2 separate regions of the Homo sapiens genome follow, and region 2 is linked to region 1. Evidence: chromatin loops called from intact Hi-C (ENCODE). Cell type or tissue: natural killer cell. All regions are shown on one strand.

What was found. A loop is a pair of places that touch in the nucleus more often than their neighbours do. Peaks named below come from ENCODE experiments on the same cell type or tissue, not always from the same donor. Only the 100,000 strongest peaks of a DNase experiment are listed, where the experiment ranks them.
Region 2: a loop joins it to region 1, with 13 times the contacts of the local background. A loop is called at or near these places in 13 of 110 quality-filtered maps.

Annotation. Positions count from the first base shown.
Region 1 is chr2:74,248,703-74,251,202 of GRCh38, forward strand. It overlaps SLC4A5 (solute carrier family 4 member 5), which reads right to left. Exons shown (of 31, transcript NM_133478.3): 17 at 1,641-1,815. Among named protein-coding and RNA genes, the nearest start is that of MTHFD2, 51 kb to the left of the region's middle. RefSeq lists enhancers at 1,600-1,769, 1,820-1,879. In natural killer cell, CTCF peaks have their summits at 1,554 (motif pointing right) and 1,760; a DNase peak (open chromatin) is centred at 1,609.
Region 2 is chr2:74,531,332-74,533,831 of GRCh38, forward strand. It overlaps HTRA2 (HtrA serine peptidase 2), which reads left to right. Exons shown (of 8, transcript NM_013247.5): 4 at 8-40; 5 at 266-371; 6 at 525-594; 7 at 1,288-1,383; 8 at 1,489-1,988. The coding sequence ends at 1,654. LOXL3 (lysyl oxidase like 3) reads right to left here. Exons shown (of 14, transcript NM_032603.5): 14 at 927-2,348. The coding sequence ends at 2,275. Among named protein-coding and RNA genes, the nearest start is that of HTRA2, 2.6 kb to the left of the region's middle. In natural killer cell, a CTCF peak has its summit at 1,134 (motif pointing left); a DNase peak (open chromatin) is centred at 1,100; H3K27ac peaks cover 743 bases.

The DNA of each region.
Region 1 (2,500 bases):
ACCATGTGACTTCCTTCTGGCACCCAGGGCCTAGAAAACAGTGGATGTGCTTTTCTCTGTGTCCATTCTACTCCCAGAGGACAGCCCATTTATCCATCTGATTATTCATTCATCTAAACATCTGTTTGGTGCTTTTAGAGGTCAGATCATTCATTTATTCAAAGTCCGCTGAGTGTCTGCTGTGTACCAGGCATTGTGAAAGGTATTGAGAACCCATCACTGAACAAGATAACATATCTTCATTCCAGTGGGAGACACAGGTAAGTAACCAGGCAATTCCCATATAGCAGGGTTTCTCAACCTCGGCACAATGGACATTTTGGGCTAGATGATTCTTTGCTGTGGAGGGTCTGTCCTGTGTATTGTAGTGTGTTTAGTAGCATCCACAGCCTCTACACATTAGATACCAGTAGGAACCCTCCTCCCAGTTATAACAATGAAAACTGTCTCTAGATATTGTTAAATGTCTCCTGGGGTGAAAATTGTCCCTGGTTGAGAGCCACTGCCAAGAGGTGTGCTGGGATAGGTTTAGGGTGCCACAGGAGCACGCAGTAGAGGTAAAGATGTAGTCAGGAAGGCCTCCCTAGAAGTAGATAAGTGGAAGCTGAGATCCAAAAAATGAGCAGAGAATTGGCCAGGGGAATAGGGTTAAGTGGAGTGATAAGAAACAGTGTCCCAGGAAGAGGGAATAGTGTCTAAAAGGTCTGGAGCTGAAAAACAGCATGTACTTGAAGAACCAAAAGATGATCAGGATTGATGGAAAACAGAATGTAGAATGGTTGGGGAGGGTAGGAATGCTGAGAAAGAGAATGCTGGGAGATGAGGCGTGAGAGCCAGGTAGGGCCATGTGGTGAGGGCCACATGGGGCAGCTGGGACTTATGAGTCAAGGATAATGCTTAGTTTCCGGTGTAGACAGCTGGGTGAACCACGGTATCACCTGCTGTGCTGGGGAAGGGCAGGGAGCAGCACGTCAGGAGGGAAGATAAGGGACGCAATGTCAGCTGTGTGAACTGGGGGATCCTGAGGGGCAGCCATGGGGAATCCTGAGGGGCAGCCATGTGGACATGCCCAAAAGGCAGCTTGACAAATGGGTCTTCTCCTTGGGGTACTGAGCTTTCCAATGGCTCTACTTTGAAGGCCTCCATTGGAGAAGACCCTTGCCTAGGAGATTGGCAGGTGTCTGCTGAGCTGTTTTCCCCAGGGAGGCCTGAGTTGTTGTCATGGCAACAGCTTACCATCCTTCTAAAAATGTCTTAACTCCAAACTAAGAATTCAAGGTTAGTTTTTAAAAAGTGTGGGGAGAAGGCCACAATTAGCACTCCATTAATTGTGCTGATTAAATTCACTCCAGCATCAGTGGGAAAAGTACCAAATAACACAGCAGATGATTCCCCTTAACGGTTTGACCTATTTAAATAATCATTAAGTTTGGTCTTTAGTAATGAGATTTAGCTTCAGATCTTTTAATATTGTCTTATTATATTATTATTACTTGAAGCGTAAAGGATTACAAATAGTGATGGCCTCAACCTGGATGGTAGATGAAACCTTGGTTTTGGGATTACAGGATGAAGCTTCCTGCTGCCACCAGGTGGCGGCAGATCTTACTTTTACACTCAGGGCACCGGCTCGCACACACCTGATAATTGTCGGTGGCATCCCCCAGAAGCCCACCAAAGGTGATCGCGTTGGTGATACAGCCGAGGTAGATGAATAGGATGGCAGAGATGGACTGAATGTGGAAGCCATCATAGAAGTCACTTGGGAACCAGGGCAACTTCCTCTTGATATCCAGACACAGGCCACCGAAGAACCTGCTCAAGACAGGCCCAGGGGCTGCTTTCTCACCACTAACACCAGTGCAGGGGCAGGGCTATTTACAAGAACTTGCAGAGTCTGGGGCGAGGAAAGGAACTTGACCAGGGTGGATGGGGCAAAGATCTTTCCACCAGAACATTTAGGGCCAGGGATGAATTCCTGTAGGACTGAGTTTGTGGTTGGCACCACCCACATTGGGAAGGGTGGACATAGAGGGTTTTGGAGAGGGAAAGTCTGATGGGAATATGTCCTGGGGTAGACCTAACATTCCATGGAGAATGGAAGTCCTGGGGTCCACAGATGGTGGTCCTCCTCACATCCCTGACCATCTGCAGGGTGCCTGCTCTTGGTGAACACAGGAGTGTCTAACTTTCGGTGACAGAAGCATCCCAGATTATAACAGATTCATTAAGAACAGATCCTAAACCTTATAACTGGTTGGTATTTGTTTGTTTTTTGATTTTGCTATCTGGAACAGCTGAGTGGAAGATTTTAGGTTTGGAGACACTGTTTACTGGGATTGCTATTCCCATAGCCCCTAATGCAGTCCTTAGCATGGAGCAGAGTTTCTCAACCTCAGTTCTGCTGATATTTTGGACTGGATACTCCTTTGCTGCAGGGGCTGTCCCATGCACTGCAGGATGTTTAGCAGCTACCTACTAGATGCGAGTAGCATCTCCC
Region 2 (2,500 bases), 280 kb after region 1:
CCTACAGTTTGGAAACTCTGGAGGTCCCCTGGTTAACCTGGTGAGTGAGACATCCTTCCTTCCAAGAATCCCTGCCCCAGGTCAGTGTGGGAAGGGTAGGTTTCCCCTAATTCAAGGATGTTTGGTCAAGTTTCTGAGCAGTTCTTTGTTGGCTATCTCTCAATATCCAACCAGATCTCCCCAACACTTGCTGGTACTTTTGTTCGGGTGCCCCCATCCCCTACTATTTGTTTAGGCTAGGGAACTGGGGGCTGTATCCCTGCAGGATGGGGAGGTGATTGGAGTGAACACCATGAAGGTCACAGCTGGAATCTCCTTTGCCATCCCTTCTGATCGTCTTCGAGAGTTTCTGCATCGTGGGGAAAAGAAGAGTGAGCCTGCCTTATGGGGAAACGGGTTCCTTTAATGTGGTGGAAATAGGGGAAGGGCATTCAGTGGGACTTCCTGGAGGGTGGTCTACTGGGAGAAGAGGGCAGGGAAGGAAGGATGTAGCTGGGTGGGGCTCATTTGTCCCTCTGTCACAGATTCCTCCTCCGGAATCAGTGGGTCCCAGCGGCGCTACATTGGGGTGATGATGCTGACCCTGAGTCCCAGGTATGAGCTTTAGGGACAGTGACATGTAATGTGACCAGTGTAATCAGAGGGGGGCACCTCTATTGAGCTTTGTTCTCATTTCTGTCTTTATCTAAGATGAACTGTGTCACACTTGAAATAATCACAAGAGCTGTCTCCCTTCATCATCTTGACTTTCTTATCCCACTCCACTTTGTACACCTGTCACCAGATTGATTTCATCCTGTTACTGCTTTGATTTCAAGCCTTCAATCCATTAACTTGGCATTTAAGGGCCATTTTCCATCTGTCTGTAAATCAACTTTCTAGACCTGGCTGTAATACCTTCCTATATGAATACTCAGCCAACCTGATTTCCTACTCCCATGTTTTTTATTTATGCTGTTCTTGTTTTATATGGTTAATATCAGATCCATCCTTTTAGGCTCAACTTAAGTTCTTTCCCCTTAAAGCTTCTCTTAGTATTCTAGAATGACATTAGTGCTATTGATTTAACACTGTTTGTCATTTGGTGCCCTCATGTGGTGTACATCTTTTATGTACATGTTGCACTTTATTGCTAGAAGACAGAAAGTGAGTTGCCATTGTATTTTGTAGTACCTAGCCCATGTCCTGTCCATATATTTATCAATGTGTTGATGAGAGACTTGAGGTGGAACTCAGGATGGGGAGAATGCCTGGGTTTGGCTAATAGGGTGATCTGTGTACTTTCAGCATCCTTGCTGAACTACAGCTTCGAGAACCAAGCTTTCCCGATGTTCAGCATGGTGTACTCATCCATAAAGTCATCCTGGGCTCCCCTGCACACCGGTGAGGGAGAGGCTGCAGTGTGATATGGGGATGGGCAAGGTGTGCATGTGTCCTTGAACTAGGCTTTGTACTCCTTCCTTTCTCTCTGTCCATTTTTCTCTATAGGGCTGGTCTGCGGCCTGGTGATGTGATTTTGGCCATTGGGGAGCAGATGGTACAAAATGCTGAAGATGTTTATGAAGCTGTTCGAACCCAATCCCAGTTGGCAGTGCAGATCCGGCGGGGACGAGAAACACTGACCTTATATGTGACCCCTGAGGTCACAGAATGAATAGATCACCAAGAGTATGAGGCTCCTGCTCTGATTTCCTCCTTGCCTTTCTGGCTGAGGTTCTGAGGGCACCGAGACAGAGGGTTAAATGAACCAGTGGGGGCAGGTCCCTCCAACCACCAGCACTGACTCCTGGGCTCTGAAGAATCACAGAAACACTTTTTATATAAAATAAAATTATACCTAGCAACATATTATAGTAAAAAATGAGGTGGGAGGGCTGGATCTTTTCCCCCACCAAAAGGCTAGAGGTAAAGCTGTATCCCCCTAAACTTAGGGGAGATACTGGAGCTGACCATCCTGACCTCCTATTAAAGAAAATGAGCTGCTGCCATCTTTTGTGGGCAGTTAGTCAGGTGCTGCTCTTTGTGGTGTGGTGGGCTCTGGTCTGTTCTGCTCGGTGCTGGGCCTGGGAGCAAAGATTCCCATGCTTGGCTACAGATACTGACAGCTGGCCTCTGAAGGAGGGTGAAAACTTCTGCTTGACAGTTCCACATCCATAGTGCATGGTCTGATGAGTGCGGTTGCTGACATGGGTTTCTTGGTAAGCTCCTGAGGTAATGGCAGCCTCAGACCCCTGCCATTAGGGGCCAGTGGTGGTTTGCAGAGGGCAGTGGCACTTAGATAATCTGGTTGCTGGTCTGGCCAGGGTAGCGTTCAAACCTCCTGTTGGCCTCTTCACTGAAGGCATCACCTGCAGAGTGGACAGGCAATTTGGGAGGCGCCCTGCACAGAGGGAGGGAGATAGATGCACTGTGGAGAAGGGTGGGTAGAAGTGGAGGGACTGAGAGCTCTACAGGAAGGTGGGAAGATGGAGAAACAAGCTATGGAAAAGAGAATGAACGT